3 separate regions of the Homo sapiens genome follow, and all the other regions are linked to region 2. Evidence: chromatin loops called from intact Hi-C (ENCODE). Cell type or tissue: PC-3. All regions are shown on one strand. Each heading gives the region's core, and the rest is flanking DNA. Links, peaks and the distances in the headings are about the cores only.

Region 1 (8,000 bases), core at 1-8,000, 60 kb before region 2:
CAAAGACGGTTGGATGTGGTATACACACAAGTGAATTCTAAGCAAGCCAAAGTGGCCATAGAGAAAGAAATAGAATTGCAGACAGTGTAATATTTATGTTAAAAGTCTAAAAGCTGTGTAAAAACTCTAAAAGCTGGAGATGTTTGGGACAGGCCTCACATTTTGGGGGAACCCAAGATGTAAAAGAACTCAGATCTTTGGGAGGACCTATGGGAGCAGGAAGAGACGGGGAACCCAGAACTGAAGAGTGACTGACACTGATTGGGAAGTTGGGACCCACATTCTCATATTTCCTTGAGGCTTAAGGTTGCTAAAACATCTGGCGTTAGGTGGAGACGTGAGACCATCCCAAAAACTAAGGGAGTTTCTGATAAACTTGGGAGTGAAACGGAGGTCCTAAGAGACGTTGAACAGTTCTTTGGATGAATTCAAACAGCACTGAGTCATTACATACTGTGCACCTACATTTCATGAATTTAAATTTTATTACAACTCCAAGATTCTCTCTTTCTACAGCAAAATAACAGAGGAACTCTAAGAAACTGTCTAGGTATGAGCTATACTGTCATGTAAATTTTAAGCATACAGTAGTATAGAAAGCACAAAACAAGAAAAGTATAAATCTCATGGATACTTCATTTGGAGGTGAAATTTCCCTAACCTTTTGGAGATGGTGGCAGTAATAATGCAAGCAGGTAGGAGACTGAGCATTTGGTGATTGTCCTAGACCAAATCATATGGCAAAAGCAAAAAGTGTCTTTCATTTATTTTTCTTTCCATTCTCCTCTCAAATTAATCACCCTCTGAACTCTCCTTGGTATACAGATTATTATAATTATCCCAATAATAAAAATGAGAGAGATCTGTCTTGGAAATCAGAAAACAGAATATGGTTCACAGAACTGCATTTTCATATCCAAAATGATTTTCCCTATAAATTTTAAAGCTCTCTCATTAGGCAGTTAAAACACATAGTTTTGCTCTGGTTGACACAACATTTGTAATTGCCCTGCAGGTAAAATTGAAATGAGATTCCTTGTCGTGTTATAAATAGAATGTATTCCACAGTGATATACATAAGATTGTTCGCTTAGAAAAATATATCTAAATTCCTAAAGTTTCTTTAAAATGTTGGTGATAATTGGAATTTTATGAGCTTATATATCTCAATTTTCTTGGCAGGCTGGAGCTAAGAATCCCGTTGTTCGGATATTTATTATCGATACCACTTACCCTGCGTATGTAGGTCCCCAGGAAGTGCCTGTTCCAGCAATGATAGCCTCAAGGTAGTTCATCTCAGATCCCTCCCATCTTTCTATCCTATATTCTAGTGCATTTATGCTGTGCATGCTAGAAGCAAAAACAAATAAGTAGATAAGAGTTGCACACAAAGCTAAAGACATACAAAATTAAAATTGACAAATAAGTTTCCTTAATTGGTTTTTCAAAATTAGCCCTTTTACACATATAAACGTGACCTCGGTGATCAATCTCAGTGAAACTTGCCTCAGATGTACAGATGTGAACTTGGGACCAACAAGCAGACAGTAAAATTCATGTACGTCCTCACCCTGGCTTCTTTCAAGTTTGGCTGACTTTATCTCAAGCCAGGGTTTGTGGATCTATGTGGATCACATGTGTATGATAAATAAGAGAAGATAAGCTGACCCTCTCCAAAAATTAGCATTTTTCACAATGAAGCAGGCTATTCTCATTTATCTGGTTTTAGAATTGTCTAGAGATGAACTGTAGGCAGGCAGGGACGTGAAGGATTCTCACTTCCCCAGCATGATGCCCTATGTCTGATTGTCTGACTAGTCCAGAATACAGTGACCTTCAGTCAGTCCTCTGTGGTCTTTCTGGTTGAAGTGGCTAAGGGGAAGAGGTGCCCAGGCCCTGCCTGTTGGGCTTTCTTAACAGTTCCCCATGCCTAGCGGGCCAATCTTGGGTCTTCCCCTTCTGCTTCACGAAGAAGAGCCAAGCTCAAATGACTGATCACTAATAGGGAAAAGAACCCCATGAGAGGCTTCTACTGGGCCTTGCTGAGTCCACTCTTGTATAATCAAACATGACTTTATATTTTTGAATTATCTGCTATTCCCCACCCTGATCGAGTCGATGAAAACTTGACTCAATACATCATTTTTTTTTAAAGTGTCATTCTCCACAGGTGGCAGATGAAATGAGCATAACACAAGGAGTCCAGAGGCTTGTTTGAACAGCTGTAAAATACTAACAATAAAATAGTAGTAGCAAACGTATTCTGAACACTCATCATGTAGCAGACATAGTTCTTAAGCGGTTTAAGCACGCGGCCAATCTTTACAGCACTCTTTAAAATAGGTAATATTATTATTCTGATTTTATATAAAAATAGAAGAGTTAAGTAACTGGCCTAAAGGTATATAACTATTAGGACATAAAGCCAGGATTTGAGCCTGAGGTCCCTTCCAGCTTTGTGATTTCCTTTACATTAATTTTCCAGAAGTTTGTGATTCATTTTATGTTGATGTTCTCTACCTACTAGTTCATGCTCAGAGTCATGGAATCATCGTTGCCATTCACTGACATCTAGTATGTGCCAAACATTATTTGAGTTATTTCGCATACATCATCTGTGATTTATTCCACAAGTCTGAATTTCAATACCTGACCACAGTCACAGCTAAAACTTAGCTTCCAACATGAATCTGCTGAGAGACAAAGATTATCCTTTTATCACACTTGTCTCTCTCTCAACTAATTATAAGGTGAAAAATTGAGTTTACTTGTGCAAAATGCAAGTTTAATGCTTTTTTTCCCCTCTAGATTGATCAGTAGCTTTGACATTATGTTTTAAATTCTTTTCTAAAATGTTAAAATCCAGAAACGGGGAGAAAACTCACATATGAAATGATTTCATTAGATGAAGAAACTCTCATAGATATTTTTTTAAGTAAGTAGAGATATTTAAACTTTCTCTCCAGAGAAAGGAATGTTTTGTCTTGCTTACCTATTAAATAAGTAATGTATAATAATGACATATATCCTTTAGAAAACAAAAATTAAGAAATTATTTGTGTGTGAAACTGGTTTATGGTTGTGACTACCTGTTTCTATTTTATTTGCAGTGATTATTATTTCAGTTGGCTCACGTGGGTTACTGATGAACGAGTATGTTTGCAGTGGCTAAAAAGAGTCCAGAATGTTTCGGTCCTGTCTATATGTGACTTCAGGGAAGACTGGCAGACATGGGATTGTCCAAAGGTAGGGTATATTAAGATCACAGATACGTATTTCTGAAGATCAAGGCACAATAGTGGGGACTCATCCATAGCTAACATTTTATGTTGTAAAGCCAGGATTACTGCATTCAACTGCCAACTGCTTTGCAAAAACACACTCAGTATTCATGGGTCCATCATTTTATTAAATAAATAGGATACCTTTTATTTTCTTGAATGACGTAAACCTTGAAATTGAATAGCCAAAAAGAAAAAATGGGACAACATGACATTGGGAAAATCAGATATCTGGTTCTCAATTATAATGGTAAACCAGCCCTTTGAGATTATAACATTGGCAGTCCAATAAAAAGCAAAATAATGCAGATGAAACCGAAACATGGGTCTACTAGATAAATATATATGTTTTAAACAAAAGAACCAGAGAAGAAATGCAAATGGGGCATGTTCTATTCAATGTTAAAAATTAAAAATTAAAAATTCTAAAGGAAATGGATATTATCAAAAGAAAGCCAGATATTCTGTTTTTTTTTTTGTTTGTTTTTTGTTTTTTTTGTTTGTTTTTTTGTTTTTTGTTTTTTTTTTGAGATGGCGTCTCGCTCTGTCGCCAGGCTGGAGTGCAGTGGCGCAATCTGGACTCACTGCAACCTCCGTCTCCCAGGTTCAGGCGATTCTCCTGCCTCAGTCTCCTGAGTAGCTGGGACTACAGGTGTGCACCACTAGGCCCAGCTAATTTTTTTATTTTTAGTAGACACGGGGTTTCACCATGTTGGCCAGGATGGTCTCAATCTCTTGACCTCATGATCCACCCGCCTCAGCCTCCCAAAGTACTGGGATTACAGGCATGAGCCACTGCACCCAGCCCAAATATTTTTATTTTAAAATCAAATGAGAATTACTGAGAATGTGACATAAGATATTAGATCAAATTATTCTGTTACCTGGTTATCTTAGGACAGTACCCGACATGTACTAATTTTGGGCAGAAAAAGCCTTTAAAACTAAGCACAGATTTATTGTTGAGTTTTAATTGTTTCTATTACTCAAACTCAAACATAATCTGTTGAATTAATGAGTCAGAAAAACCACTTAACCAATGTATAAGCTTTAAAATAAGCCTGTTCTTAATTACTCACATTAGAATCTAAGAGATACAAAATATTTTCTTTAAATAGGATATTTGATGGGTACATTTTGTGAGTCTTCTAATTATGAAGAAATGTTTCATTAAAACAAATATAGAATAATCATATTTTATAAAGTAAAAAGAAAAGCACAGAACAAACAAAGTAAATCACTAAATTTCATCTAGAAATTAGGACATTATGTTTTGCAAGAAAAAAGTCATATGAGTCTGTTTGGAAATATATCAGGACTATAATAGTCAACATTACTCAGGCTAAAAATATTTCTTTAAATCACTACTGTGTCTGTGAGAGGCTCGACTAATTTTGATGGAATATGCTAGAAGCGTATTTTTATCTTATATATATTTTGATATACAAAGCAGGATGATTTTGGCTTTAATACAGTATCATAGGCAAAGAAAGGATAGACTAATCTTGATTATGCTAGTTAATTAGAAACAATTGGTCTGGTTAGTCAGCTTTGGGTGACTATATCTTTAAACTTTTCAATGAATCTAGCTATTAGGGACTATTGCTTTAATTTTATTAGTTTGAACATAATGAGATTTATAATTTAGACACAATTTTTAGCTCCTAAAACTAGGAATTTTAAAACTGTGATTGCTTTGAAATCTGAAATTCTAATTTATCAAAATCTGAGACAACTTTAATCCAAACTGACAGAACATTTAAGATGCTCATTCAATGAGGTGTGGAAGTCCCTGGAATATAAACTTTAGTTTTACAGCCAGAAAACAGTGCTTAAATTTAGAATATCATGTTTGAATAACCTTAGAATTTCTAAACACCTCTGTTTCAAAATAGTTTGATAAATACATGCAACACATTTTGAGATTTGAGAACAACAGTGTCGAATTTCCCAGAAACCATCCTCATGACTGATGTGTGTGTGTGTGTGCGCACACACTTTGAAAACAATATTTAAGGTTAAGTGACCCGGCAACATTTTATTCATGCTGAGAGTCATGCCCCAAACAAAGAGGCAAAGGAAACTGGCAAAAATGACTTGTAATAAAATTATATTAGTGAGATTTATTAAGAAATTTATAGTTAGGGGAAGAAACATCTTTTATATTATGCTTCCTCCTCTGAAAAGGGAATTAAAATTAATTTTACTTTTATGGCTAAAAATAATAAATCCAAAAATTTCACTATTTTTTCCGAGTCTTATCTTACTTGTTCTCTCTGAGGCATTGGTCTATCCCTGTAAGAGAAAATCCAGACTGTGTTCTTAAAATTTGTTATTCCCCTGCCTTTTATGACAGTACACCCTCTCATGGTTCTCCTTCTGCTTCATTGACTGTTCTTTTCCTTTCCAGCTCTTCTTCTGACTTCTCTAGAAATCTTATTATTCTCCAAGTTAATGTATTTGCAAGGTAGGCTAACTGCTATAACAACAACATAAAAACCTCCAATAATTCAGTGGGTTAATACAGTAGAAATTTATTGCACATTCATGTAACCATCCAATAGTGAGTCCAGGTAAGTGGGGTATGGTGGGGGTTGGGGAATGGTGCACTCTGCTTCATATAGTCATTCGGGAACCTAGGTGATGGCATTTCTGCTAACTAGCTTCCAACACTATTCCAAAGTTGGTCAAACCTGAGCATCAACATCCAGCTGAGGGATGGAGAAAAGAATGAAGGGTAATGTAAGAGAGGCTTTTATGGGCTAGGCCTAAAAGTAGCATGAGTTATTTCTGTTCACACACCATTGACTAGAACTTATCAAATAACCACGGTCAACTGAAGGAAGGCTGGGAAATACATTTCCTGCCCGTATCCCTAGCAAAAAGAGGAAATGGTCTGCTGATTATCCTGCTGTCTGTCTCAACTCTGTACTTACTCACTTTGGGTAATTTTAATCTATACCAGAGCTTTTTGGTATACTTGCCAATAACTCTCAGACTTATTTCTGAGGATTTGAACTTTTCAATATGTGTGGCTTCATTTTCTCTGTTCTATTCTCACTGCCATGAGCTTGATTAGAGTCTTTATCATTCTTTTCCCAAACATTATAATAGCCTTCCAGTTGGTCTCTCTGCCTCCTTCCCTCTTACCCACTTCTAGTATATCCTCTGCATCATGTTCATAATTATATGTTCCAAATTGTGAATTGGAAGACCTTCAAAAGACTTACCAAACAGGAGAAATTGAAACTTCTTAGGGTGCCATAAAGTTTCTCCAAAATCTTGCTCATAAACATGCATTCTCCTTCATCTTCTAACTCTTTCCTGTAGTCACTCTCCACTCAGCCATACTGAACCATCTGTTGGGTGACTAAGCAGGTCTGGTCTCTATGCTATTTATTTTACCTAGAATGTTCTTCTTTTTCTAATTATTTGTCTAGAAAAGTCTATTCATTCTTTTAGGATTACTAAATGTTTGTTCAGTAAATGATCAATTACATTATGCTAAAATATAACCCAAAATAAGATTCAGTGCAAATTTTAAAATTTTAGCTACTTCATAGGACCCAGAAAAGAAAGAATTTAACTCAAACTCCACTGTTTTACCTACACCACATCAAGTGGATTGTGCTGGGCCTCCATAGATGTTGTGATAATTCCAAGTCACTGCCTCATGGAAGATTTAGGCATAATTATTAAGGATCTGCAATAAAATTACCCATGTATATACAACAGTGCTGTTATATGAGATTTTTAATATTGTCCTTTTAAACTCAAATTTGAAGTTAGTTGACTAGTAATGGTATACTCTGATCAGGCAGCTTAACTGTTTCCAAATGTCCAGATTACATTTAGGAAAAAAATGTTCTCCTAATACTATGTTCGATGTGATCTTTTGTCTTTTAGACCCAGGAGCATATAGAAGAAAGCAGAACTGGATGGGCTGGTGGAGTATGATTTTGCTATCTTTTTCTTATGTTTTAATGAAACTTGACAGATTCTCAGCTATCAAAGGACTATTTGCAATGTACCCAAACTGGCACTACTTATTTTCATAGAAAAAGTAGCAAGGTATAAAACACATAGGTAGTGATCTCTTGAGTGATTTTGTGCCGGACAATTTCAATGTCCTTTTTAGAATTCTATTGAAAATAACTCATACTCCTCATGTCCCAATTTTAAGTTTGTCAACTGAATCCTTGGTATCTATAACTAATATTACTTTTTAAACAAATACAATATAGATCATTGTTCAAAAGGAGACAAAATCCCTGATCTGTTAAAATCATCTTAATAATTACTAGCCATTTAAATCCAAAAAAAAATACATTGGGTATCCTTGTAATTTAAAGACAATCTACCTCTTATTAAATTTCATATAACATGTACTAAATTTCATGTATGTATACTCCTTCCAGTATTTAAGTAATGATTTGGTATCAAATAGGAAAATGTGTGTTTGTTACTTGTGATCATTTATATTTGGAAGTTTAGGATAGGTTTATTCAATAATTTATGAGGATTTTTAATGTAAAATAACGCTTGAGGTAAATAGCAATTGTATTTTATATCGTATATGAAGAATAAAAATTAATACAAGAGAATAAGTGAAGGTTGGTAGATGCTGCCACTTACCACAAACACATAATTCAATTCAATTAGTATTTGAAGAGGAAAGGCTACTTCTCTAAGATTTGGACGCATTATGCAATGAAAAAG
Region 2 (11,163 bases), core at 3,164-11,163:
TATTAGGCTCTTAGGTGCTTTAGAAAAATCTATTTTGATCCATTGTTGTTGCCAATAAGAGGAATATTTTTATTCTCAATGAAAGAAAAAAATTAAAATTGAAGTTACACTTATTTTACCCAGTTGCCACTCACACCACTATGTCTCTGTACAAAGCACAGAGGAAACCATAGGATTTACCCCACCCCCGCCACTTATTCCAGATCTACATCTTACACCCCATGAGCACTCAAAACACTTAAACCTGTCATATAAGAAAATCCCTTTTCTGACCCCTACATTTTCATCTTTCAGTTTTCTGCTTAACTGCACTCAGCAGAGCAGCTCTTCCAAGGAGACTTTTTCCAACATCCAGCCTCATCTTGCCTCTTCATTGACGCTCCAATTCAGTCTAGAGGAAACAAAAAGCATAGTCTCTCCTCCTTGCCAAGACCTGCCCCACCACTGACCTCTCGATCTTATGCTCCTTTATTGTCCTCATTGAAATCTGTAGCTGTTGAAAAGGAAGAAAAAGTCAATCGTGTGACATATCCAAAATTCGTGGATCTGATTCTTAAAAAACAGAATCTCCACTGTCGCTTTGGAAAGCAGTTGGCAGTTCCTCAAAAAGTTAAACATAGAGTTAGCATATAAGCCAGCGATTCTACTCCTAGGTATTTACCCAAGAGAATTAAAAACATAGTCCAGACAAAAATTTGTGCATGAATGTTCCCAGCAGCATTATTCATAATGGCCCCAAAGTGGAAACCACCCAGATGTCCATTACTGATAGATGGGTAAACTAGATGTGGTAAATAGCATACAATGGAATCATTTCAACCGTAAAAAGAATGAAGTACTGATTCCTTCTACAACGTGGATGAACCTTGAGAAGATTATGCTAAATAAAAGACATTAGACAAAAAAGATTATATGTTGAGTGATTCCATTTATATAAAATACACAGAACAGGCAAATGTGTATACAGAGAAAGTAGATCAGTAGTCAAGAGCTCGGAAAGAGGGCAAGGGGGAGTGACTGCTGATGAGTATGGGGTTTCTATTATGGGTGATGAAAAAGTTCTGAAATTAGATAACGGTAATGGTGACACAGCATTCTGAACATACTAAAAACTACTGAATCATACATTTTTTAAAAACTAAGCCCAAAAATACTTCCATCATCAACTGTTTAGCATTTAGATGTCTTGCTATCTTAGCTATCTGGAAGTTCTGAATAGATTTAGACAGCAGTCAAAGCTGATTTGAGGAGATTTTGCAAGTCCTCCCAGGACTACTTTGCAAAGCCTTACTCTAGAAAGGTTACAAAGTAGTGGGGTCCTGTATTCGGACCCAGATATGGCTTTAAGCAACTTGGTTGCCTGTTCTAAGCCCCTGTCTTGTTATTTGTAAAATGAAGGCAAAAATATTGAACTCGTTATGTATTTTGAGTATTAGAGAATAATATACTCAGCTTTGCCTTTAGTACATATTCAGGAAATGGTAGTTACTTCTATTCTTAGGCGGCTTGATCCTCATTTCTGAATTGTAAAAAATACTGGCTCTCATATTATGATTTTTAAATCTTTGCCTACAATTAAATCTGTATATGAATTCCAGGTGAGATATCAAAAAAGTAACGAACTAATCAGTAGTTGAAGCTATGTGCTAACCAATGGAAGGAATGACTATTACACTTTACCCTGGGTGTTTGGTCAAATGTGTCTCTGAATTTATAATTTTTATTTGATTCTTTTCATCAATGTCAACTGTCTTCAACAATACATTTATTAGAACAAGTGTCCATAAAAACATTAGAGGCAAATTGATGCTTAATAAATCAAATACATTTTTAAGATATTATTTGCATCACCCTTTTTTCCGCTATGAGTTTTGCCCATTATTTGTGGGGAAAGAATGCAAACAAACTGGGAGGCCGAGGCGGGCAGATGATGAGGTCAGGAGATCGAGACAATCCTTGCTAACACGATGAAACCCCGCCTCTACTAAAAATACAAAAAATTTAGCCTGGCTTGGTGGCTGGCGCCTGTAGTCCCAGCTACTCGGGAGGCTGAGGCAGGAGAATGGCGCGAACTCGGGAGGCGGAGCTTGCAGTGAGCCGAGATCACGCCACTGCACTCCAGCCTGGGCGACAGAACAAGACTCCGTCTCAAAAATAAATAAATAAATAAATAAATAAATAAATAAGCAAACAAAGGTGTAAAAGCCATGATCTTCGACCTCTAGAGTTTTGCTGATAAGTATTTATGGAGGAGAATGCTGGCAATCATGGACTAGACATATAAGAAAAAAAGGGAGACTCTATCATTCTTCAGCCTTAGAAAAGACTTATGGTTAGTCGACGGTGCTTTATGAGGAGAAAAGAATTTTTATTAAGATGGAAGTGAAAAGTCAGTTTTTACATCTTCTGACAACATGGCAACAAAGAAATGATTTACCTTTCAGTAAGAGCCAGGACTAGAACGCAGATATGAAATACTTCTGGCCATAGAAATGTTTCTGACCGCAGAAATAAATTATTTTGGTCATTTATTGCAAAATGGAAATGTAGAAATTTATTCTCCAGGTTTGAAAAATAAAATAGCCAAACAATGAATTGTAATACATTAAATAAATCTCTGCTTTAAAATAGGGTAATAGCCTAGATGGCTTTATGAATTATCCTCCCTTCTATGGTTATATCATTTCAATTTCACCAGAACACTGGGCATATCTTGATAATACATCTGATAAAATACAAATTGGCAATACTGAGTAAGTTTCAGGCAGGGGGTAAGTCTTACTACAAGGTATAATGAACAAGAAAAAGTATTTATAACTCAGGTTTGCATTCTCTGCATTTTCTTAGTATACAGACTCCAAATTTTAAATTTTCTAATGGCTGAAGTTACTTCCTTTTACAGAAGACTTTAAAAAATTGCAATGTTTTAATTGGTTCACATTAAAGACTCTTAGAAGCTTGAAGAAAAAAAGTCTTTCCAGATGAGCAAGAGGTTGGATAAATGTAATGACATATGGTTTGTTTTTTATAGCTACAATATGCGAAAAATAGTAGCATAACACATGTATTCAATGATATATATGTATTTATACATATAAATATATATTCTGCTTGTAAATTATGAGATAAGATTCTTTTGTACAAATATGATTTTGTTTTCTTTCTCTTTCTTGTTCCCTTTAGGAATAAAAATAACAACTGAAACTTAGAACAGTTTTAAACATCTCATTATACCAGGGATCTTGCAAAAGATAAAATCAACGAATGCAAAGCCATGATGCCACACAGTCCCCTGCACAGACTTGTGAGCGGGCTGTCTGCAGGGTCTCGGAGCCTCAGGGCAGGAAGACTGTCCGTTGATCTTATTACTGAATCTTCCCCCCAACCCCAGCAGGCTTCCTCAGAATCCTTCCAGATTGATGGGTCATGAACTGATTTTTAAATATCTCTCAGGAAGGGTATTTCTCACATCCTCTGGCAAACTCAGAACTTCCCCTGGAAGTTCTTCTTTTATTACCGCTGGATCCCTGAGCCCATTAAGTCACTCACAGAGATGTGAAGGACATCTGATTATTACATTGTATGTATTCAATTTTTAACTTTTCAAATGCTCTCGTTAAGTGGCTCTTCAGAGTTAAAACTAATCAATAAAAACTTTTTCCTCAAATGCTATACATAATTTTTCTTTGATCTTTTGAAGGTTCACACCTATTTTCAGAAGACCCTTGTTATGGACCCTTGGATGGTATCTTAATACGCTGTGCTCTTCCTAGGTTAGAGTATTAAATACTGTCCAAGAATAAAAAACAAACCTCAAGCATATCAGGAAAGCTTGACTGGTCACTACTGCAGTTTTATCAAACAGAGCTAGGCAAATCCTAGGGATGGGTATTGAATAACATTGAGAAGAAGGGAGCAGTGATTTTGATTCCATTACCTCTGAGTGGTAGCTTCCTCTCTCTGCCTTCATTGCAGTTGTTTTTCCGTTACCTTGGCCCGGCCTAGGCTACTGTTTTCCATCCAGGCTCTGTTGCCACCATGTGTCTATGAAGTTCACTTATTTTACTTAGCTAATCCTTACTCACTGAAAAGTCTAACTCTTTGGCTTCCAAAGTGATAAATGACCAATTAGTCCTAATGACCAATCCCCACGATCATTCTATTATGGCTTTAACTTTTTAATATGGGAAATTTCAAACATAAATAAAGTAAGCAGAATTGCACAATGAACCCTGTTTATCCATCAGCCAGCTTCAACAATTATCAGTATTTTGCCATGGTTGTGTCATCTGTACCTCCACCCACACCTCAGACTTCTTTTTTTTTTTTGTAACTATTCTTTTTTTTCCTTTTAGGTAAAATTTACATAAATTAAAAATCACGAATCTTAGCTGTACTATTTTGATAATCGGATAAACCTGGTAACACATACCCTTATCATAATATAGAATATTTCCATCTCCCCAGAAAGTTCCCTCTTAGGCAATCCTCTCCCATCCTCTTCCAAGAAACAACCACAGTTCTGAGATTTTTAACTTCAATTTTGCCTGTTTTTGAACTTCTATAAATGGATTCATACAGTATATAGTTGTTCATGTCCATCTTCTTTTATGCAGCATAATGTCTGCAAAATTTTTCCACATTGCTGCCTGAGTCAGCTGTTGCTTAATTTTTGTTGCTGTATGAATTCCGTATCACAAATTGTTTTCTTTCTCTTGTTGATGGATACTTCAGTTAGTTTTTAAGTATTGTAAATAAAGCTTATCTGAACACTTTTTTACAAGTCATTTTGTGGATATATGTTTTTATTTCTCTTGGATAAAATACCCAGGAGTGGATTGCTAGGTCAAAGGGTAATTGTACATTTAGCTCTAAAGTTTTACCTTTTTCCAAAGTAGTTGTACTGTCACTCCTTTTTAAATTACATTTTTTGGTTTGTTTTGAATGGGTAATTCTATCAAATGGTCAAACAATCCAAACCACATAGCAGGTATATAAAAGAAGTATTCTTTGCATCCTGTCCCTGTCCACATGCACCCCACTTATCCACACTGCCTCCTACAGGTAAGCACTTTCATCAGCTTCTTGTCTATTTTAATTTTTTGACGCAATTATGAAAAATAAACACGTATTTCTGCCCCTCTCCCTTCTAAAACAAAAGGTAGCCTACTACATACCCATTCTGCACTTTCTTGTTTTCAACTAACAACATAACTTGGAGTCTTTCCCTACTGGTAAATAGACAGCGTCTTCATTTTTTTTTTTTTTCTAAACAGTGCTCTATTGCTGGCCCCTTGGATTAGTTCCCACCTGTTACTCTTCTACTCAACCTTGTACCTACATCATTACATATCTACATAGCAATATATGTGGGATAAATGTTCAGAATAGTGCTTTAGCCTTACTGGACCAAGAACTATAGGTATTAGTCACTTCGATAAGTATTACCAAACCACCTTTCAAAGGAGTTAATATTTTGTACTCCCATCAGCAACGCCTGAGAGTTCTCCCTACCCATAGACTTCCCATCGCAGCGCACTGTGAACCTGGATCTTTGCCATTCTCAACTATTCCTAAGTATTCCGAGCAGCTACAGAAAATAAACACACAATAACCCCACAATGCATGGTTTTGTGTAAATTTTTAAGAATTTTGAGGTGGTAAAAGCATTAAGGCAAGCATGAGGTCCTGCATGCAGCTTCATGCAGCTGCACAGGTTGTAAATCTGTGGAAATTGTCCTTAGGACTAAACATCATAAAGAAATCATATATGTCACTAGTCATAGACATACAGGGCTACCACTTTCCTTGCCTCACATCTAAATCACTGAATAACTGTATTGATGGGAATAGGCCAAGTAGAGGCTCATGCCAGAACAGTGATAGGAAGAAGATCTGCAAGTCCAAATTGCACTTGAGTTCTGTCTTAATTTCTGACAATTCGGTGTCCATGAAGAAGCCTGACTTGCCCCTCCTAGAGAGGAGAGCAGCACACAATGCAGTGGGGTTCTTATTGCTTATACATCCTGAGAATGCTTACCCTTATGGTACTGGGAGCCCCAAGAATCAGTGTCAGTGGGCTGGAGATAAAGTCACAGGAAATTTTCTGAAACAACTTGGGATAGTCACTTCTAGAATAATGGAAGCAAGTAGAGTGGAGGGAAAGAAAAATGTTTGGTAGTTAAATATTGGGAGAGGATAATTACTGAAAGGCCAGTGCTATGTTGAAGATTTTATATATATGATCTGCAGATCTTCCTTCTTAGGGCTGCTCCACAAACAAGTAGAGTCTGAAAAGGAAAGAGAGAGACAGAGACAGAGAGACAGAAAGAAACATCTGCTCAAATAGACAAATAGACAATGGGAAAAGTAGAACTGAATCTGCCAAAACGATTAAAAATATAGCGAATAGTTGTGTGAAGATTGTAGCCAGAGAGAAAGACAATGTAATCATACATTAAATCAATCCACTCTTTCAAGCTATTACCGTATTTATAAGTATTACTCTCTAGACCGACCTAAGGCTTGACACCTTTCTCTGCTCTTTCACCCCCTCTGCTGGTAGAGTGCCAAGAAGCAGGTCTCAGATCAAGACACCAGCAGTACCAATGAGGAGATAAAGTGAGGCAGATATTTTATGCAGCTGTGCTTCTCAAATTTTAATATGAACACAGATTTCCTTAGGATTTTGTTAAAATACAGATTCTGATAGGCACGAGATTCTGCATTTCTAGCAAGCTCCCAGATGATGCTGGTCCTTAGACCACACTTTGCAAAGCAAGGCTTTCTAGCACCCAATAATCACCAGCACAAAAACCCCTCAATGATGTCTTCCAGTCTGACTTGAAAGTGATCTCTGTGGCCTTCAAGTAGCTCTACATTCAAACGTTGGTCTCATGCACAAATTGAACAGTTAAGTTCATTTGGAATATTTCTCCAGTTGCCTCAATGATTTACCTCCATACAAGTCATCAGTGACATCATGCGGTTGGTTATATTAGAATATTGGAATCTAGTTAGGAAATGTTGTGATGAGTTTGCAATATGGAATAAAATTTTTATTTTAGAAAAGACATTTACCAACCCCTCTCATTTTACAAATAAGGAGGCAGAGACACAAAGAGAATGCGTGACTTGACCAAGGTCACACAGCTGGTCAATAACAGCAAAACTAAAATCAAATTATGCCAACACTACTTCTTATGCTGTCTTTCCAGATTATTTACCATTTTTCTATTTCTCTACAGTGACCAGAATCATTTCTGCTAAATGTCACAGATCATTAAAGCCTGTGTGTCCAGTCACAAAACTCAGGAAACGTGAAAATATGCATCTCATCTCAACAGTTTTCCTCATATCTCATTCTTTTGTAACTTAGTACCCCACTCTCTTATCAGTAAAATTAGATTTTAAATATATATTAGAAGGAAAAAAATACCAGATAATTTCCTGTTAGCATCAGCTATCTTGGATGTTTAATCTTCATTTTGCTCCATCCTTTCTGCCTGAATTCCATTTATTAAAACAGAACACATAGGGGTTTAATCAATATCCTTAAATTTTCCACAAACATAACATAAATAAACTCCACGTTGTGAGGAAGAGAGGATTTTTAATACATATGTGTTGAATGAATGATCATTATTTAGATAAATGAATGACTGAAGTGATTGTTATATTCAGGTAAATTCATCATGGCTAGGTAGCAAACCAAAGACTTGTAAGAACCTCAAATGAGGACATGCACAAAACAGGGATGGCCATGGGCTACGTAATTTCAAGGTCTTTTGTCTTCAACGTCAAAATTCACTTTAGAGAACTTAAGTGATTTTCATGCGTGATTGAAAGTAGAAGGTGGATTTCCAAGCTGCTCTCTCCATTCCCAACCAAAAAAAAAAAAAAAAGATACAAGAGTGCATAAAAAGTTTCCAGGTCTCTAAGGTCTCTCACCCAATATAAGCATAGAATGCAGATGAGCAAAGTGAGTGGGAGAGGGAAGTCATTTGTAACAAAAACTCATTATTTACAGATGAGAAATTTATATTGTCAGCGTAATATCTGTGAGGCTAAACAGAGCTGGAGAGTATATAAAAGCAGTGCGCCTTGGTGCAGAAGTACAGAGCTTAGGACACAGAGCACATCAAAAGTTCCCAAAGAGGGCTTGCTCTCTCTTCACCTGCTCTGTTCTACAGCACACTACCAGAAGGTAAGATGATTATAAAATTGTAAATCCTGTTTGGCGGACAGTGAAGTATTTTTAAGGGATCAAAATATTATAAATTAAAATGTTGTTCTTTCATCTTAGACTTTATTACTAATAGTACACAGAGAGGAACTGAGATGGAAAAGGTTATATCAAATGCATTTACGTGTACTTTAATATAGCGAAGCCGCAAAGCGAGTTGGAAAAATAATTATATGCAAAAATATAAAACAGAAAAAAAACAAAGATTCAAATCAATGCACTTGTTATAATACTTAACTGTTATGAGAGTTGTATTTTAAAATAATTGGTAACATTTTGAAGAATAAATATTTTTCTTGGACTTGATAGATCTGTATACTACTTTGAACAGAAGGCGTCTTTTAAAGTAAGCAGAAATGTGTCCATTAGGGAGCCTATAACAGAAATTGCTTTTTACCAATTAAAATCTCTGGTTTTCCAAAAGAGCAAATTAAATAACATCTTTCAAATATTCAAATTTCAGACATCTATCAAAAAATCAAAGTCCATTAAAGCAACTCTTTGTAAATAAAACATAGCGTACTTGGTGCAGAGAACAAGTGTCATCTATTTGGGGGGTTTTCTTTGGATGCATCTGAGTGAAGCCATACATTAATAACTATTTACTATGTATTGAGGATAAATAGTAATAAAATCTAAAATAGCTACCCTCTGCAATAAAATTTTAATTTGTCTTTTTAGATTAGGCTCCTAGAGACAAAAAACAAATTTACAAAGATCTTTGATGGAGTAAATGATTAAGTGGTGTATTTTTCCATACATACTGAAGACCTATTACATAAAATGAGCTAACCAGTTTGAAAAAGGATTTATATGGACTACAATGCCAACACATTTGGGGATAGAACATAATGTCTTCTTTTTTAGGTCTAAGGTTAATCTTTCTGTAAGACTTCCTACTTATTATTGTTACCATACTTTCCTTTAAATTTTAGTGGAAATTTGTAGTTCTTACAAAACTGCAGGCTCTCTTTAGACTACCTAAAGAGGGGGGAAATTAACTGGAAATTATTTTCTTATTGAATAAGATTTTAATACTAAAATAACATAAATCTCTACTTTCTCAGCAATTGTATTCAAACAATTAACTCTATTCTTTTTTTTTTCACAATTCGATAGACTTTCACAAACAAATAAGTGAGATTTTTAAAGCCAGTTCTTTCTTCAGAAGAAGTCATTTATTGTTGGTAATATTATTAGATACGGAACGCTCACTTCTTTATGTGGTTTATGGTTGTTCTTTCTTCCATCAGCTCCTGAAGTGGCAGGATACCTCCTGCTCTAAATCCTCCTCAATGGAACATAATAGGAGATATTGCAAAACGCTTAGGACTTTGGGTGGAATGAATTTTTTTTTCAGTCTTGTGAAAGACTAAAAGCTTTTACAAGAAACTTTTCAACAGTGGTATAATTTTTAAAAGAAGTGCTTACTTTAATATTTAAATATTCCTGCAAGCACGGATATAACAATTGAGAGTTATAATCAGTAGATACTACCTAAATATATGGCAAGGTTTCCAAAGTCTGCCAACCGGTTAAACTGAAGCATAGCAAAATGTCAAATTGGTAATTTGATGTTGATGAATGAAGAAAGGTGAATATATCATTCCTATTATGTTCCTTTGTCTAATCATCCATTCAATGTACAAAAAACTTAATATTTCAAAGAAAAAAGTTACTGCTGCAGGTATTACAGTGTCTATGTTTTAGTGCCAGAGATAGTAAATACAGCTAATATATTAAGGAAAAGATTGATAGTTTAAAAATGATAATATTTGTGAAATCCTTATTCCAAACCAAATGTCATTTGCTAAAAATATTCATTCAAATTATTTGTGGATAAGCATAGTCAAACTTGGATTGAAATGCCCGCTTCTCAAAGGAAACACCATTGGGTTTCAAAGTAGCCGAGATCCATGACAAAGACGGACTTGACGTTCCCATTCAGAAAATAGAAGCGCTTGCTCTGTGGGGACATTCTGTCCCACATTCATGTTGGTCCCAGTCCCCGTCGACACTGCATCATCACATCCTTAACATACTATGGCTTCGCAGGGCATCTGCTTGTGACACAGGGACAAGCAATCAGGTGTATCCTATAACCAAGTCTATGGTGTCACCAGCAGTGAATGACATGTCCTCATCTAAGTCCAATTAGAAAACAACCTGGGGACTTTTATGACTTTAGAAGCAAGCTCTAATTTTTTTTTACATAGTAATCTCTTAGTTTTTTAGTTGTGATTGTTCACGTTGCCAGAAGCATTAGTTCTTGTTGCAAATTGCTTGTCTTTAAAATGATTTTTTCCCTTTAATTTAGAACAGGTCAAAGCACCCTAAAATACCTCAAATCTGTTGGCCGCTTTATAATTACAAAGTCTAGACCAAGTTACACTATTTAAAATATAAATGAATAATACATCTGAACCGACAGCTGGTATGCCAAGTTGTAGCCTGAGGCTGCTTTAAGATGGTTGAAATGCAGTATAATGTAAATGCTTGGAAGTGAAGGACTATTAATTGAAAGCCAGACTGATAGTGAGGGGGGTGGCATGATGGATAAGGTGCCATTCAGGCTAACCATATGTAGCATATCATCTACAGTGGGTATTTTAAATGTTGATTGTGGACATTTTAATTTCCAGTCTGGAAATGAGCCTTCTAATTATTAAACAGAAGTGTCCCTACATTAATGAAAAAGCTTAATGGTGGAACACATCTTTTGTGTCCTTTTTTGCCTCCAAAAAATCTGGGGAAATAATATAACCCACTATTTAAAATTAAGCTGAAAATATAATCAGAATAAAAGTGATAACACTAGCTTTTTCCTTCTACTTATGATATTTATCTAGTCAAATCTAATTAATTTAGCCTGACATGTTTAAAAATCCTTGCCTGCCCCCCTCACCCTACCCCCATTC
Region 3 (10,636 bases), core at 2,637-10,636, 140 kb before region 2:
CAGGCGCAAGTGATCCTCCCACCTCAGTCTCCCAAGTAGCTGGCATCACGGGCGTGCGCCACCATACCCAGCTAATTTTTGTATTTTTTTTAGAGAATGGGGTTTCACCATGTTGTCAAGACTTGTCTGGAAACTCCTGGGCTCAAGGAATCCTCCTGCCTTGGCCTCCCAAAGTGCTGGGATTATAGGCTTGAGCTGCTGTTTGTTTTTTAATGTAATGCGATTCCACCTTTCTCATAAACTCTGGTGCTGCTGCTGCTGCTAATAGCAAAGCTTATACAGGATAGTTTTTTTTGTTGTTGTTGTTGTTTTTCATTTGAGCAGCTGCACCTTCCTTTAGAAATCATGATTCTATAGGAATGCCAAAATTCACTATCTGAGTGTGGAGTTTTCATGTTTTAATAAATGTCCTTTACAAGCTACTCGACATCTCTATGAGTTACTGGCCATTTTCTGTAAATCCACACTAGAAAGAAGGGAAGATGGAGCTACTGCTGAGAGATGACCCTGCATCTTAAATGAGGGTTTATCATCAAAGATTACCAGACTAATGCATTGCATTAGCTTGTAGTTAATCTGCTCTGAACTTCTAGTGAACAAAATTAAAGGCAAAGTTTTAAATTTTTTTAAATTTTTACTTCTTAGTATAAAACTTAAAGATGTATCTTGTGAAAAAAATTTTAATAATGATATTAGGGGACAGAAAAGCTTTTTATTTTTTTTTTTCCTCTTGGGTTCCTTCCTCTCTATCTCCCTCCTTCCCTTCCCTTCCTTTCACCCTAACTTCCTTCCCTCTCTTCCTTTCACTTCTTTCATTTAACAACTATTTTCCAAACTCCTATCATGTGCCAGGCACCTTGTTGTATACTGTGAACTCAGGAACATAACAGAAATGGCTTCATGGCCATGGAGCCTAATATGACTCTATCTGGAGATTGTGATGGTAAGAGATAATTAAGAGTAAATGAGTCAGGCCAGGCGTGGTGGCTCACACCTGTAATCCCAGGACTTTGGGAGGACGAGGCGGGTGGATCACCTGAGGCCAGGAGTTCAAGACCAGCCTGACCACCATGGTGAAGCCCTATCTGTATTAAAAATACAAAAACTTAGCCGAGCATGGTGGCAGATGCCTGTAATCCCAGCTACTTGGAAGGCTGAGGCAGGGGAATCACTTGAACCCAAGAGGCAGAGGTTGCAGTGAGCCAAGATTGCACCATTGCACTCCAGCCTGAGCAATAAGAACAAAAAAACTCCGTCTCAAAAAAAAAGAAATGACTTCAGCCCCCATGGAGCTTTCCACTGAGGGAGGTGTCGGCCCAGCAGTAGTAACTGTATAGCTACACTTTTAGTAAGTGCCATGAAAGAGTAGTACAGAGTATTAAAATATATAATAGTCTGAGAGCATGTAAGAGTATACAGTAAACTGCACAGTAATCCGAGGATCCATCCAATTCACAAACATCTTAATGGTCTTCTAGTCCATAGGTTCTTTATGATATCTGGATTTCTCATGTGGATTTGAAAGCAGGTTAGTTTAATCCATTCTGGCCCTTTCCAGAGCACTAGCAAAGAGTCACTTATTTATGAAAATGTAGTGTGTTTGCTTCAGACCTTTGCTTTAGACTGCTGCTGTCATTCCAGGTATCTGTTTGTTTCCTTGTTATCTTAAGGACTAAGAATTACTGATATTAATAACTTATAAAGTACCATTAGTCCAGAGAAATTATTGAGTTCTTTTGATTGAAGTTTTTGTTGCAGAATTTACTATGGAAGGGTTTTGCCTGCATAGGCATTTTCTGACAGAAGTAACAATCAAGGTAAATGTGAAAGTGCTCCATAGCTTCTAATATGCATTTGTGTAGTTTTGTTTTGTGTATCTTCTTGATATTGATAATGTTTAGTCTTTATTTTGAATTCCATTATATTAGGTTAAAGTTTCAAATAGTTGCCAAGATAGCACTGAAAAAAACTTGTCACAAAGTCTGTAAATATGATTTTTATGTGTATAAAGAAAAGACTCAAATTATTTGTAATTTTAAATTAAGATATTTATAATTATTATTTCTGAACCAGTTTATCAAATATTTTCTCAGTGCATAGTAGTCTTAGTGCATGCAAATATTAATTATTTATAGCTTTAATGCAAAGATTATGTGTGTGTGTGTGTTTTAGCACCTTTTACCCCTTAACACATCTGATGGATAAGACACACTACCATCAGTAACAGTGGCCCACCTTGAAACTAATTTTAAACACATATCCCTTTGGCACTAGAGGTGACATATCAGAGTTCTCTAGTGGATTGTTCTAGAGAGTGATTTCATCATATCTCCAAACTTGCGGGTTGATATGTGTCCTTTTTCCTCCTCCCACCTATGTTTACAAATCAATTGCTTCTCATTAAAAAAGTGGTTAGTAATTGATATATCAATTTTTTATTTGCCCTTTTCCAAATTACCAAAACAATTTCTAAACAAAATTTGAACAGTTCTCAGACTATTAATGGCAATTTAATGCTGGATGCTATAGTTCTGCTTTCTGAAGTCACTGGTCGTCTTATAACAAAAGATAACTGCAAAACTTTGGTGTTTCTCTAGATCAGATTTCCCTAGGAAACATCAGAGAGACACTAAGCCTGCTTTCATTTTCTATTAAAAGCATTTTAATTATAGCAAATAATTGACTTCTATATAGCAAATATTTTACTTCTAAAAGCGAACAGTTAAATTAGTTGTGCAGTCAGTCTTTGTCTGCTACTGCTGCTTTGTCAAAACAAGTGAATAGTTACTTCACATTAACCTTTTTTCATTATACTATTTTAGGAATTAATGCATTACAATAAAATCAAAGGAAATTAAGTGACATTTAAAACTAAGTCAACTTTATTGCATTTGGTATAAACTTTTATGCAGAATGGAGCAGAAAATCCCCCCAAACTTCTTTAATCATTGTGTTACAGCTGCCCTATTGTGAAAACTAGAAAATGCAAATGCCTCAGATTGGCCAGCAGAGGGCGCCTTTACATTTATAAAGCCAATGGAATTTCACTGTTTCAGCGTGAAAGATTATAATGTAACTGTAGAGTGTGCCATGTGTGAATATACAGTGCGCATGACTGTGATTGCATGTGTATATTTTGATTTATATATTCGTTCACGTGAAGATTTTAAAATTCCACCCCAGCTAATGAGCTTACCAACCTGCTTGTTTTCAGACTTTAATACCTTCTTTCTCATATTTCCCCATATGTTCCACTCCTTAGGTTTATCCGGTGACATTATGCTTTGGAATATATTGTGGATATATTTTGCATAGATCATGTTCTGTAGGAGGGGTTTAAAAATTGACCTTTACAAAACAGCCTTCTTCTCCCTGGTCCAATCTGTTATAGCACTTTTTTTGTTGTTGTTTTGTTTTGCCTTTTTATAGACTAAAGTCCAATCTTAGATTTGGTCTATACTAATTTCTGTAAAAGTGCCACAAAATTTATCCTTGCACTTGAGGACCAGAATAATGTTCTGTAGCACTAACCTCTAGAAATCTAGAGATTTTTAGAATCTCTAGAAATAAAACCATAGCATTTGAAACCTAAGTGGAAAAAAATAATTGATACAGTAGTTTACAATAAGACTGTTTCAGAATCATTCATGCTATATCAGGACTGGTTTGAAGTAAGAGCACTCCTTTACTTTTTAATTTTTCTAAACTTAGTTATCATTAATTATTGAGAACTAGCAGTACTACTGAGGCAATCCAAAAGACACATATTAATTTGAGCTGAGAGAAAGAGAGAGATGCTGATGCTGACACTGATATTGGTACTTGTTAAAGGATTATGTAAGTTTGTATTTTATTTGAAACCTAGCATGAGGTATCTGGGTCAGTTATATGGCTTACAGTTGCATAATAGTCCTAGGAGGATTACCATTCATACCTCAGGAATGGGGACATAAATATTATGACAGAAAGACAGAAAGAAATCTCCCCAGTGTGCAGTTAATACATGTTGGATTTATTTTCATGATATCTGTTTATGACTACAAACATAAAGCTGTTTTTTTAGCAGAGTTTTAACAAAAGCAGTGATTTTAATTTTGACTATCAGATCTTCCCTTCACAATTTTAGGATGTGAATGAGGTCAGAAGCCAGAGAAATAGGAAGAAGGAGGTGAGTTGGTCAGATAATACAGTATCATTGAGAGAACCAAGCACTGAGGAATTGCGTTCACTCTCAAAAAGTTTATACTCTAATGAAGGAAAACAAGTGACATGCCTCCACAAAGAAACTGTAATCTAGCCATGGTAAAAGAGATGCAAGATCTATATTACAGGATGAAGAGAGAAGATCTGTAAAAGAAGGAAGACTGACGAGAGAAAGCTTACCAGATGAGGAATATCAGATATTTCATCTGAGCCTTGAGAGCACTATGCTGGATTTGTAAATAGAAGTGGCAGGCAACATTTCAGGTTTCAGAGGCATCATGAGCAAAAGCACAAGCACAAGAGAGCTCAAAATGTGTTCAGAGGAACAGTCTGATGAGAGAGGAGCATTTGTGGAGGAGGGCGGTAGGATTTAAGACTTCTAAGATCAGTGAAAGTTAACGAGTTTCTCTAACAGTAATTTTTACAATGCTTTTTCTCACACACACACACTTTTAAAAGTACACCATTTATCATTTGGATAATTATACAATGCCAGCACAATGCATGTGTGTACAAGCATCATCTCAGATGATGATTGTAGGAAAGTCCTTAGGTAGAGGAATATATCTAGCAGAGCGCTGGAACTGGATCTTACTGGCTTGTAAGACCCCAGTGTGCACATCTCTTTCCAGCTCCACACAGGACATCATGCTGGAAATTGGCCACGGTGTGAATATTTACACCATGGAAATTGACAAACCTTTTAAAAATCCTGTCTCCCCCCACCAAAGGGCCAGTTGTTGAACATTTACCTGGGCACCCTTAGTGTATTCGTATCTCCCTCCATTCTTTCATGTCTGCTTAAGTTTGCTTAACTCCTACAGCCTTTCCTGAAAAGTGCTTACCAGCCAAAGAGGTTTCTAATTCACATTCTACCTTGCCGTCTCCAAACCTTGTTATTGCCAAGATTTACTTCCCATGTGGTTACCTGGCTTCTCACTATTAACTGACTCTACTCTAGGACTTTTTGCCTCCATTACTGACTGGCAGTGAATGAATGGGTCATTCTGGTGTGTGTTGTTATCCTTGCAACCTGTGCTTTAATAACTACCTCTCTTTATTAGAACCTAAGTGCAAAGGCTAAAGGGCATAGATGATACAATCTAAGCCAACCTCATTACACACAATTCAAATTTAATTCTGTTAGAAACATTTCAGCAGTAGAAATTCTATAAACAGGAGCAGAGGAGCTCCATGGATAGCCATGTGGGCCTGTGGCTCTAGGAGAGTGATTTTTCTCGTTGGGGAACTCATTTCCTAGAAGCTTGGATCCAGGAGAGAATATGCAAGGTGGGTGGAGGTGGCTTCTCTCCATTCTGTGGGAACACATGTTCCCTGGCACGGAGAGGAAAATCTGACAGACCAAAATGTGAGTGTGTGTGTGTGTGTGTGTGCGCGCGCGCGTGCGTGTGTGTGTAGATCCATATACATAGAGCTGAAAATAAAAGTGATCTATTTCCTCTCAAAAAAGATTAAGTTATTTCAAAAGGAAAGGAAATATATATTATTAGCAGTATGAGTGTAAGCCCACTTGAGAAGCCCATGCAGTCTTTGTGTGTGTGCCCAAACGTGCACACATGTTTCAAGCTTTCGGGGTAGCTTGGACCTTCCAGGCGTGAGGATTATGAAACTGGAGGGAAGGTGGGGATAGCTGCAAAGGTGAAGCTAAAATGCATCACAAGGTCAGAACTAGAATAAACATGAAATTACCATGAAAAGTGAAATTGGACTAAAGACCTTGTCACCACTGACTCGCAGGAGAACAGGAGCAGTTGGTGCTGTTCTTTCTCAATATGCACAGAGGCCCTTTCCCCTCGCGTTTCCTGCTGTAATGCAAAACCACTTTTCGGGAAAAATAGTGTGTGGCAGACTGAAGCCAGGGGAAAGAAACGAAAGATATTCTGTGGGGTGATAAATGCCTCTAGGCCAAAAATAGAAGAGGTACTACCTGGTAGGAATAGAAGCAAGAATCAATTTGAATTTTACCTAATGGAGCTTAGCTCTTTGAATAAAGAATGCCTACTTGTCCACTACTTGCCATGTTAGCTTTTTCCAGCAGAGGGCAGACTTTACATTGAAATAGATCTAAAAAGGCCTTCAACCTCTTGCTTTATTTATTTATTTTTTTTGGTTTGAATATTTTAAAGTTCAATATTTTTGGTTTCTAAATGATTTAAAAATATTTTAAAGTATTTAAGGTCTAGAGTATGTTAAATAAGAAATTTCTTGGATTTCAGTTAATATTTCTGCCTTATTAGCAAAATACTCAAGATGTGATTGCAAAATAAGGCTTTTTTTTTCCATGGCTTTTGGGCTGGTCTTAGGCACTTGCTGTCATTGTAGGCAAGGCTGTTCTTTTTTGTGTTGTTTACAAAATTATGAAAGAAAATCCTATCTCTTAACTGGATGGTTATAATTTTCATTCATTCCAATAGCTTTTGATATAAATAACTGCTTTTCTTTAACAGTTCAATTACTACCATCTTCTAATCTGTTTCATAGTTAGCTTTGATATTTTCCCTAGAGGAAATGACACCTATATAAAACTTAACTAAACTTATTATACAATATAACTTCAATATTCAAAGCCCTTTTAATGAGAATTTAAAATTTGTTTCTCTTCGAGTTTCATTTTCTTGGTCTAACCGAATCATTCTCACAATAAGTGAGAAAATAGAGACTACTATCTCTCTCTATATATTTTTTAAAACAGAAGGTTAATTTGCTTGTAAGTCGTGGCTACGTTCGATCTGGAGACTTATCTGTTGGACTCCAAAGCACAAATTTTTTTCATAGCAAGGCCTGCCTCCAATTAACTCCATGCGATCTACTTATAAAATCATAAACGCAGGACTTTATTCATTAGGACTTAAATCCAGACTGACATAGTTTGAAAAATACAAAGAACAAAACAAGATAAACCTAAATAAATCAATTTCAGAAATTCTTGGCATTTAAACTCAATAGGTCGGTTTAATTTTGGCTTCACGCAAACACTTTCTTGATCTCACTTTTTTGGGAGTGTGTGTGTGTTTGTGTGTAATACGGTTTTTAAAGTGAATGCAGGAGGAAGATCTCTGGGGAAGGCATTCTCCCTATTATAAGAAATACAATATATTTTCTTTTATTATTAAATTTTACTTATATTTCTATGAAAGCAAAAACGTATATCAAAATGCATAAGAATTTGCTGCCTAGGAAACAAAATTATTTTTATGTGGAGAAACTGAAGATTTATATACCCTTAAAATGACAAAGAAATCGAGCTCCATATATTCACTTTCATTTTCATAATAATCTCTACAGGATTACTGCAATTAATTTTATGTAACGAGAACAGAGGTGTTCTTTTTATTTGAGTGCAGAAAAAAGTTTAAAAAGAGGTGTGGACACTTAAATGTAAAGTTAGTGAAAATCTATCAATGAAACCAGAAATGTTAGCAAAGCAAAATCATCTCTCTAAGTTCTTTTCTTGGAAAGATAAGCTCTGTTTCAAGATGGATAGAAATGTGACAATACAATGAAAATGTCTCTTGCTGTTGAAAAACACCACCACCACAGCTCTTAATTCAGTTAACACTGTGTTTACAAAACTTCACCCAAATCATCAGCCATGCTTAGTGTTAGCGGAAAAAGCACTGGAACACTGGACTTGGATTCAGAAATGAGGATTCTGCCCCACTGTAGCTGTGTGATCTGGATATATCAGTTAACCTCTCAGCGCCTTGGTTTCTCACCTATGAAACAGGAGATAATATGTATCTACCACACAGAATGTTGAGAGATTAAAATGAAATTTACATTACATCTGTGAAAACTCTGAGTTCAGTGTCTTCCTGACACATTGGTGATTGGTTTGTTAGATCAAAATAATCCAGATAATAGACTTTATTAATAATACCCTATTTTGGGTAGCAACTTTTAAAACAATTCATCAATTATTCGTGCACATTGCATAAATAGCTCCCTCCCAAAACTTACGGATGTTAGAACAAAGCTTGGGAGAAATCTTGACTCTACATGTAGATGAAGTAGGTTTAAGATTAAAGTTTAACTGCTAGTGATTAGAAAATGAAGTGGAAATCAAATATAATTTTCATTTTTATTATACTTGGAAAATTTAATGATACAGTCTTAGATTTTAGATATTTGTTAGTATTTTTTCAGTAATTTTGGTATTCTCTTCAGTTCTCAATATTACATTTAAAACAGCAAATGAAAAGCATGTCAAAATTCACTTTTTTGCCTCAAAAATCTTAGCCTATATTTCTAGATCTAGAATTACTCTTGCAATGACATTTTCCCCATCTCATTTTACACCTTGCCTTTTCCTTACAAATCATATTCTCTTTTCATCAGTACATCTGCCCAAAACGCTCTTCTACTTGACAGTTCTATCCCACATTCGCCTCTGAGCTTCTAACAAGACATACCTCTGGGAATTGCGAGGTGCCATATTTTAAATCTCTCAGTGAGATATACAGGTTTTCCCGTGTGATCATAAGGGATTCCTCAAATCTGAGTTTTAGAACTAATCTGCGACAACTGATAAGCACAGTATTTTCACATTAGTATATTTATGTTGTGCTAATATACTTAAACAGTATGTATGTCCATTGAGAATTTTTCTACAAATTTCTTATCAGCTTACTTTTAATTTTTAAGAAAGATACCTTACATATTTGATTGGCATTGGCTGTAATTCTGTTATAGCTCTTAAACTAAATAGGCTCATCCAAATTGGATGGGAGATGTAAATGTCACAGATTCTCAGTGGAATACTAGTCAGCAATAAAAAGGAACAAATTAGTAATACACACAACAACGTAGATGAATCACAATTACTATAAACTAAGTTTTAAAAGACAGACATAAAGGCTACATATTGCATGAATCCATTCATATGACATCCTGGAAAAGGAAAAACTATTGGAACAGAAACCAGATCAGTGGTTGCCACTGGTTGTCTGATGTGGAACAGAAACCAGATTAGATAACCAGAGGGATTTACTACAAAGAGGCTTGAGGAGACTTTTGGGGTGCTGGAAATACCTTAACTGTGATGGTAGTTGCGTAACTGTATACATATGTCAACCTCTTCAAAGTTGCAAAACTGTATACATTTGTCAAACTTCTCAAACTATAAACATAAAAAGTAATCTTTTTAGTAAGTAAATTATATCTTAATATAGCTGACTTGAAAAAATTAACTACTTAAGGAAAAAGGAAATATTTGCAGTTTTGAGTTGTATATCATCTCTTTTCAGAGAAGTTTTATTAAAACATACTATGTGTCTATTTTTTCATCCATTTTTATTTCCAGCCATAAATATGACACTCAGACTAGTTTTAAATAGCTAAGAGCTACCTCATTGGTGTGTTAAGAGGCTTTAGGATGAAATATTATCTAAGTATAAATATTATAAAATATTTTTAATTAAAAGAAGAACATTATCTAATGGAACTCCTATCCTAAGAATATATCATTTCTTGATTTTTATTTCATTTTCTAATTGCCAGCAATTAAAGTCCTGTGCCAAGAGCTTGTTGTACCTAATATTACTTAAAGATTATCAAGGGCTGTGAAGTAAGTGGGATTAGCCTCACTTTAAAACAAGGGGAACTTGTTAGGTTCAGAGCAAAGTGAATAGCAAATTTTGCAAGTCCTTCTGATTCCAAAGCCAATATTAGTAACCACCATTGCTTTATTTTTACCAGTTTAACGATAGTTCTGGTGCTTGAGGATGAGGTTGTGTAAGTGTTTGGAAATAAACTGTAAGAAAAGAATTCTTCTCTGAGGGAAAGAAGGTTTTCAAAAAGAATTGATCCTGAGTTCTGAAAACAGAATGTCAGGATTCATAAATGAAGGATGTGCACTGCTATTCATCCATATTAACCATAACTCTTTGATAGAGGCTTAATCTAATTATAGTAAAGAAAAACAGTTATTTCCAACCTCACATGAGCTTCTAGTACAACTGTGATGCCAGGCTTTAGTGATATTCTTTTTGAACAAATTCTCTTTGAGATTTTACATCTATGTTTATCACCAAACTATCATTTTCATAACTGATCAGTAGATCCAGGTACTTTATTAATTTTTGTACTTTATTAATTCCCTATCATTTTAAATGAAAAGACCTCAAAGGTTTCTATGTATTATTTTTTGTTTAAAAGACATATCAAACCTAAATAGTGTTTTCTTGGGCAACATTTACATGTAGAAGGGCAATAAAAGTTATAAACCCTTAGGAATTTGCTTTAGCTCTCATACTGGATGTGTAGTACTTTAAGTAGGTAATATGTATTTGAATCACTACCCAGCAGCTGCTCATCCATAGTGGATTTTTCTTAATGTAGCCTGCCAGAAGCGCTTACCTTTTATTCATAATTGTCTGGGTGTGCCTTCCCCACTTGAATTGAACTGTATGTA

The links. Hi-C counts contacts between places; a loop is a spot of excess contacts. Peaks named below come from ENCODE experiments on the same cell type or tissue, not always from the same donor. Only the 100,000 strongest peaks of a DNase experiment are listed, where the experiment ranks them.
Region 1: it touches region 2 in a loop (4-fold over the local background); 7 of 110 quality-filtered maps call a loop at or near these places.
Region 3: it touches region 2 in a loop (12-fold over the local background); 48 of 110 quality-filtered maps call a loop at or near these places.

The regions. Positions count from the first base shown.
Region 1 is chr2:162,209,184-162,217,183 of GRCh38, reverse strand. FAP (fibroblast activation protein alpha) reads left to right here. Exons shown (of 26, transcript NM_004460.5): 10 at 1,183-1,286; 11 at 3,111-3,246; 12 at 7,188-7,232. Among named protein-coding and RNA genes, the nearest start is that of FAP, 30 kb to the left of the region's middle. RefSeq lists an enhancer at 2,903-3,072. In PC-3, for the core only: no CTCF peak of the experiment used is centred there; no DNase peak of the experiment used is centred there.
Region 2 is chr2:162,149,201-162,160,363 of GRCh38, reverse strand. GCG (glucagon) reads left to right here and starts at 8,117. Exons shown (of 6, transcript NM_002054.5): 1 at 8,117-8,206. The region is part of intron 1 of LOC101929532 (a long non-coding RNA gene); the gene reads right to left. RefSeq lists a promoter at 6,508-8,229. In PC-3, for the core only: CTCF peaks have their summits at 5,061 (motif pointing left) and 6,553; a DNase peak (open chromatin) is centred at 6,553.
Region 3 is chr2:162,293,752-162,304,387 of GRCh38, reverse strand. The region is part of intron 3 of IFIH1 (interferon induced with helicase C domain 1); the gene reads left to right. Among named protein-coding and RNA genes, the nearest start is that of IFIH1, 20 kb to the left of the region's middle. In PC-3, for the core only: CTCF peaks have their summits at 3,001 (motif pointing right) and 6,246 (motif pointing right); DNase peaks (open chromatin) are centred at 3,017 and 6,257; H3K4me3 peaks cover 555 bases.